Regions from separate parts of the Homo sapiens genome. Here region 1 is linked to region 2. A link is a contact called in ENCODE Hi-C data. All regions are on one chromosome and are shown on one strand. Each heading gives the region's core, a stretch centred on a gene start or an enhancer-like site at or near the end of the contact. The rest is flanking DNA. Distances are from core to core; before and after follow the strand shown.

What was found. A loop is a pair of places that touch in the nucleus more often than their neighbours do. Pooled maps may share reads with other maps.
Region 1: a map of cardiac septum shows a loop between it and region 2 (10-fold over the local background). The contact joins two enhancer-like sites. A Hi-C loop is called at or near these places in 3 of 168 maps with a recorded cell type or tissue (cardiac septum, heart left ventricle and left cardiac atrium) and 3 of 50 pooled maps.

What each region holds. Positions count from the first base shown.
Region 1 is chr3:129,500,691-129,504,556 of GRCh38, reverse strand. IFT122 (intraflagellar transport 122) reads right to left here. Exons shown (of 30, transcript NM_052989.3): 20 at 1,675-1,846; 21 at 136-238. Among named protein-coding and RNA genes, the nearest start is that of RHO, 26 kb to the left of the region's middle. Within about 2 kb of position 1,401, at least 2 of the 41 ENCODE cell types and tissues checked have a DNase peak (open chromatin) inside an H3K27ac peak, as active enhancers do.
Region 2 is chr3:129,467,822-129,471,421 of GRCh38, reverse strand. IFT122 (intraflagellar transport 122) reads right to left here. Exons shown (of 30, transcript NM_052989.3): 9 at 2,005-2,080. Among named protein-coding and RNA genes, the nearest start is that of IFT122, 29 kb to the right of the region's middle. Within about 2 kb of position 2,046, at least 2 of the 41 ENCODE cell types and tissues checked have a DNase peak (open chromatin) inside an H3K27ac peak, as active enhancers do.

The sequences.
Region 1 (3,866 bases), core at 152-2,651, 34 kb before region 2:
ACAATCACATCCCCAGGATGAAGTCATCTATCTTGGGATCTACAGATGGGAAGGGCTTGGTAGCCTTCCTGAAATGTATGTCTTGGCAGTAACTTCTCCTGCTCCTTCTAGAAGGTGACAGTCTGTGTTGCCTACCTTTCTGGGCTTCCTCAAAGCGATCGTTCTCTGCTAGCCACTGAGCATACGGCATGTAGATGTCATCCTTAAACTCAGGATGCTTCTCACCCAAAGCAAAGGCCTGGGGGAAGGAGCAAATGAAGTCTTAATAAAGCTGCCCCTGCAGCCCCCATGAAAACACTGTACTTGGCTGAATCCATTAGGGACATCATATTTTGCCAGCCTGACAACTCAGAGGGGGAGAGTGCCTCCCCCAAAAAACTACCCACAGAAATGCAAAAACAAATCAGCTCTTCGAAAACAAAAGGCAATTAACAGCAATATGCAAGCGACTGGATTCAGTAACAACACAGTCTGTTTCTGGACCACAGAAGCGGCACAGAATCGGAAACATTTTATTTTGAGGGTTTGCGTGGGCTCCTGTAGTGCTGCAAACAGATTTCTTTTAATTGCGGGCGACACCTAAGGAAACAGAATTGACATTATCATCATCACCACTTCTTATCAGTTGTCAAAGATGACTGTGGGCTTCGTGCTGTATGGACCCACTGACTGCTTCTCACCTAAGCCCCAGAACCACCTGTCAGGCCAGGAGAACCGGACATGAGCCATGGTGAGAAAGTCTGCCTGATGCACAGCGAGGTCTGAGTCATTCTAAGATGCTCTAATCTATGCTGCTTGGGAAATCTAATAAATTTCTCTTGAGAAGCCACCATTGCCTCTGTCCCTAGCCCCACCTTTTCTCATGACTGACCTCATCACCTCACCAATGGAGCTGTTCAGAGAGCAGACAACAGTCAGACGGCTCCTCTCAGTGAAGGCTTTGCTTTCACTCTAAAATGGACCATGATGGGTGGGTGGGTGAGTCGGGGGAGGATCTTGGCACAGCTCCTAATCCTCTCGGGGATGGATTTCTCTGCAGGGAACAGGGAGCCAGTGAGCTGGAGGGTGGGGGTTGAGCCATAGAAGGGGCAGCATCAGCTGCTTCTGCCAGCCTGAGGCTGGCCACCTTTCTCGCTGACCTGGCTAATTCTTTACAGCCCCTGACACCAGAGAGAAGTAGTGGTTGTGGGGTGGGGGCAGAGAAGGGAGGGAAAAAACTGGCCCCTGAAATGGCTCTCACAGTCTGGATCTGGAAAGCACAGATGGTGCTTTCTGCCAAAATGCTACCCAGCAGGTTTTAAATGTCACGCAGGTGCATCTCCACATCAGCCATGTGTCTGAGCCTGTGGTGCTGGTCAGAGGCAGCTCAGCCCAACAGCAGGCACTGGAGCTGTCGTGTTCACACTAACATCCCCGGTGCCTGTCACCACCCTGGCAGAGCTGGCTGTCAGTAACGATTTTCTCAATGACTGAATGAAGGGACAAGTGGAAAGGCCCTCCACGATTCTGTGGCTCAGAGAATTCGAGGTTAAGTTACCTGACTGCCAGCCCAATGTTCCTTCCATCACGAGGGCAGCTTCTCTCCATCTGAACCCCAAAGGGCCCCTGTACCCACCCGCCTGTGTCCCAGGGCTCAGGTGGGGCCCCAGCCCATGAGGCCTGCTTTCCCCTCACCTCATCCCAGCGCTGGGTCTCCACGTGCAGCTGCACCAGGGACTTGAGGTCACCCATCTTCAGGTAGGTCTCAGCAGCATAGCCAGGGCTGTCCAGCTTCTTGAGGTAGGTAGCGCACAGCAGCAGGGGCTCGCGCTCAGCCTTGTCCAGTTTGCGGGCGATGTCGATCAACCTGGAGAGGGAAGGGGCAGGTAGGAGGGTGGGCTCTGGGTCTTGTCAACGGCAAGCCGTATGTCCATTCATTCTGTGGTCCCCAGTGTTGATACTATGCCATGGCCCATGGGAGTTGCTCAGTGGGTAGTTATTAAATGCATGAATACACACTCCAGAAACATCACCAGGATCTGGGAGAGGTGGCCTTTACAGGATCCTGTCAGCCACCTTGTGTGTCTTTCTCGGAAGTCACTGAGCTATCCAGCAGGGTATAGAAACAATTATCTCCTAATCCCCTACCAGGTACCCAGATGACGCCATGAGCTTTCCCATGCGTGAAATCAGAATCTTCACCACCCTAAGAGGTGGGCATGATTATTTCCATCTCTCAGATGAGAAGAATAAAGTCTGTGGGGAAGGTGAAGCACCCAGCCCAAGACTGGGCCCAGCACTCTTTCCACCACGGGTGCAGGAATTCTCACGGAAAAGTGGATGCCAAGGCATAAGAATACCTCAATGACTGCCCTCTAAAGGAAGAGGTGAGTGTGGGGCCTGCTCTGAGCTCTGGACAAAGGCCTGCAGGAAGTCTTCCCTGTCCTCCTGGCCAACGTGCTGACCAAAGAGGGAGGAGCTGCAGGGACCCACTGGCTCACCACTGCTTCCCCATGGTGAGCAGCCCTCCCATCACTCATGGGGACATGAGGCCTGGATAGAATGCGCTTGTTCTCTCTGGTCAGGCTGGAATTTGGAGTCAAACTAACTCTCCCAGGAGAAAGGGTTCTACCCAGGCTAGTCTTGGTGAGAAAGGAAGGAGAAGCAGCTGTAACGAATCCCTGTCTGGAGACAGGCAAGGCACGGAGGCCTGTCAGTCTACACTTAGAATAATAATGGCATCTAAAAATAACACTGCTCAGCAGAAAAAGGACACGTTTTTAGGGAAAGGTGGCATAGACAGCCCTTACAGCCTTAGAAACCTTCCCACCCATCACACCCAACGTCCCTGGAGGAAAGACACCTTTTATAGCCACATCTGGAAAGCAAGCAGAACATGCTTAATGTGTTTCTTGAATTACTCAAGTACCCTCAGGGTAACCTGATACTATAGCACTTACAAATGAAAGTGACAAGAAAAACCAGAAGAGAGAACAGAGCACCCTAAATCTGCCTGGCTCTCTTCTATATGAACCCCTTCATTTAAAGAATAATGTGGGGAACAAAATCTGTGCCTCTGTCTTTAAAAAAATTACTATCGGACAAGAAAAAGATGGGGTGGTAGGACATCCATCAAGGTCCCTTTGTGAGGGGCCCACACACCAATTATTAATATATGGCAGCACCCAAGGAAACAATTTAATCATTAACCAGCCTCTTCCATATCCCCAAATCCTGGCTGGGCCACTGCTACCTGTAGACCACAACGTTGTTTCCAGAAGAATCAACAGCCTTTAGGACCCAGCCTGAGCCACCCTCAGGAGCTTGTCCCATCGTGTCCTTTGCCTACCGCAGCAGCATGTGCACGTGTGTGTGCACATGCTTGAGCCTGAAGCTCACTGACTGGGAGGACAAAGCCTTCCCCCTCAAGGTCCGGTGTGCTGAGTCCCAAGGCTGAATCCATCCTGTCTCAGTGCTGCCCCACCCCAACCCCCTCCTCTCCCTGTTGTCCACCTTGACGAATGGTGTAACCCACCAGCAGCCACAGAGCAAAGCCAGCCTGACACTCACCACTGCCCCAACACCCTGGGATGGGCCACTTGGTTCTAACACTGCTACTTCTCTCTCATGCCCTCAGCTACCAAGTTCCCTCCTGCTCTACTGCACTAGCCAGTTATCTGGTCTCCATTCTACCTGCCTGCCTGAGGGGGTGTCTGACTGTAGGTGGTCACTCACTATTGGCAAATCTAAGCACCTCCGTTTGGCATCGGAGGCCCTTCCAGTGTGGCCAGCCCACTTCCCCCAACCCACAGCCCATGTCCTTCACCCTCCCATTCCCACACGTCTTTTATTCCAACCAGAGCCAACTCGCTGTGTTTCTGCTGTAC
Region 2 (3,600 bases), core at 797-3,296:
ATGATGTACACACATTAAGCAGATGAATAGAGAGGGCCAGGGAAACTAGATGATAGTTAATTAAAATGAGAGTTTTAGGAAATCAGCCATGGGAAACTGAGAAAATACTTCATTATCTGCTCCCTTTATCTTTTCTTTACTCGAATACAAAAGAAATGACCAATGGTAAGGCAGGGGTAGAAGAAATGGCCCAAAAGCTGGGCTACACACATCTAAAACTCTTCCCTCTTACATGACATGTTTTGAGGAATAAGGATGCTACGCAATTAAAGGCTTCACTGCACAGGTTGCATTTCTCACTTGCTTGGCTGTGGTGTGAAATCTGTACCCAGCACCTTTACTCTAATCCTTGGCATTTCCTGCCTACTAATAAGTCATCCTACTACCATGCTCTCTATATTTTAATCCACCCTCCATGGAAACAAGTTATTCTTCTGAAGCAAGAATCTGTGATGCCACTTCCTGCCACCTATGGCTCCTGAATACTTACAGTATATGATGTTCAAACTTCTTATTCACACTACTCAGGTCCTTTATAATCACATCTCCAGCCAGGCGTGGTGGCAGCTCATGCCTGTAATCCCAGCACTTTGGGAGACTGAGGCAGGTGGATCACCTGAGGTCAGGAGCTTGAGACCAGCCTGACCAACATGGAGAAACCCCGTCTCTACTAAAAATACAAAATTAGCCGGACATGGTGGCACATGCCTGTAATCCCAGCTACCCAGGAGGCTGAGGCAGGAGAATCTCTTGAACCCGTGAGGCAGAGGTCGCAGTGAACCGAGATTGAGCCATTACACTCCAGCCTAGGCGACAGAGTGAGACTCTGTCTCAAAACAAACAAACAAAAAATCATAGGCCGGGCGTGGTGGCTCATGCCTGTAATCCCAGCACTTTGGGAGGCTGAGGCGGGCGGATCACGAGGTCAGGAGATTGAGACCATCCTGGCTAACACAGTGAAACCCCGTCTCTACTAAAAATACAAAAAATATTAGCCAGGCGTGGTGGTGGGCGCCTGTAGTCCCAGCTACTCAGGAGGCTGAGGTAGGAGAATGGCGTGAACCCAGGAGGCGGAGCTTGCAGTGAGCCAAGACTGAGCCACTGCACTCCAGCCTGGGCCACAGAGTGAGACTCCATCTCGAAAAAAATTAAAAATAAATAAATAAATAAATAAATAAATAAAAAATCATACCCCCATGTTCCTCTTCAGCTCTGTTTTCAGGTCACAAACTCTGAGATGCAGTCACCCTGTACAACTCACCATTCTCTGAACTGTCATATATTTTCATTCCTTCCTGCCTTGATACATGCTATTTTTTTTTCTGCCTGAAACACCATTCCCAATGTCCTTAGCCTAACTCAAAGATGGCCTGCTCAAAGATAACCTCTAACAAGACCTCCCATCTCTACCAAGTAGTGATGTTACCCTCTTTTGTGTCCCAAAAAGCTGTCTATCTGTACAGCTTTCTATTGTGTCACATACCACACCACACAGGGGCTCTTTGCTATCAAGTGTGTCTCCGCCAGCCTGTGAGCTCTTGCAGGTAGAGGCTATCACTTTCCCAGCTCTATGTCAGCAGCTCCTTTATGAAAGGGCTTTCCTGAGTGGGTACTCATAAATACTGGTTGAATGAAAGAAAGCGAATAGAGGAAAGTAAGGTCAAAATTAAGAGCTAGATTTTAAAGTCAAACCAACCTGGGTTTAACTCCTAGGCTCCACCATTTACTAGCTGTGTGAGATCTTGGGCATATAATTTCACTGCTCTGAGTTCTGGTTTACTCATTTCTAAAAAGTTGATAAGGAAAGTAGTACCCACTTCATTGGGTTTTATAAGAATAAAATAGGATAAAGTATGCAAAGCAGTGAGCACAGTATCTGGTACCACAGCAAATGCTCAATAAGCAGGAACTAACAATGATAATGTATAATTAATAGTAACAGAATCTCAGAAAATGAAAATATAACAGGCATGACTGCAATTGGATTTGTACAGGGCTACATACCTGTTTTCCACTCAGCTGGTAGAAGGAAACTTTCTGTCCCCAGTCAGCCACAGCCAGGATGTCATTACGTTCCTCTCTAATCAACAGAAGATAAAAGAGGTTATGAAGGGCCACAGCCTGCTGATGAGTATAGCTCTAAGGGCTTAAACAACAGGAACAAGGAAGTCCTGGCCTCAGGTTGCCAAATGTTGTACAGCTTTACTGAAGCCAAAAGTTATAATTTGGCCCAACCCATCAATCAGTCTTACGGGATGAAGCAGAGTTGAGGTTCAGCCTTCCTGGGATCTGCTGTTTCACTGAGTCCCCTGCTATGACCTTATGGTGCTGGGGACACTGCTGCAGCTGAAGAAGATAAACCTCTCATTTCAGAGCTTACTGGGGAGCAACACTAAGATAGGCAAGGCTGCAATATTGAGACTGCTTTTCTCTTACATACTAGAAAATGTGGGGAGATGGCAGAGAAACATCTCTTGCAGCACAAAGACATTTTTTAATAGAAGGGAAACTTGCTTGCTCTTCCTGAAGAAAGAAAATTAACACCTAAAAATAGGTTCTCCTGCAGGCGGGGGTCCTTGCACAGGTGAAATGGTTTCTGACTGAATCTAATTTTCAAAAAAGAGCAATGGGCTCTGAAAACAAACAACTGTCTTTGAAACTGAGAACCTATGGGGATCAGTGCTGTGGGGCTGGGACTGTAGGACCAGCACACAGGAGAAACTCCCTTGCCTGAGGCTGGAGAGCAAGCTACCTGGGAATCTAGTTCAAGAGAAAAGCGGCAGCCCGTGATGGCTCACGCTTGTAATTCCAGCACTTTGGGAGGTTGAGGCAGGTGGATCACCTGAGGTCAGGAGTTCTAGACCAGCCTGGCCAACATGGGGAAACCCTATCTTTACTGAAAATGCAAAATTAGTTCGGCGTGGTGTCGCGTGTCTGTAATCCCAGCTATTCCAGAGGCTGAGGCACAAGAATCGCTTAGAACCCGGGAGGCGGAAGTTGCAGTGAGCCGAGATCGTGCCACTGCACTCCAGCCCAGGTGACAGAGCCAGACTCTGTCACAAAAAAAAAAAAGAAAAGCATTCCTAGCCCTTGAGGCTGGGTCTTAATCCACCTAATGTTGCCTCTTTGTTTATTAATTCCAGCTTTTCTGATCCCAGTGTCTTGTGGTAACCTGGTAGCACCACTGGATATGTAGGCAGGCAAGGTAAAGCCTTGTTTGTAAAACCCAGCCAAGAGTGGCAAATGTCATAGGCACTAACCCAAAACTAAGGGAAAAGAGACAAAGACCGAGAGGGATGTTAATGAGGGAGCCTGCAGATGACCTTTGTGTGACTGGCACTGATGTCCAAAGTCCAAACACAATCCAGGAGCCCAGCCCACCAGTGAGCCCTCTTGGGGAGGCCACATATGGCTCTGGGCTGGGCTCAGTCCCTGTGAGATGGATCAGTGATTTTCAACCCCCTTTTACCTCCTGGGGCAGTAGGATTCTTTATGAAACAAAAACTCATGTTGAAACAATCAAAGGCACTGAGATGGGGACCCAAAGCCATACCTTCCTCCTTTACTGGTCCCCACTTCCCAGCCCCCATGACCTCAGGG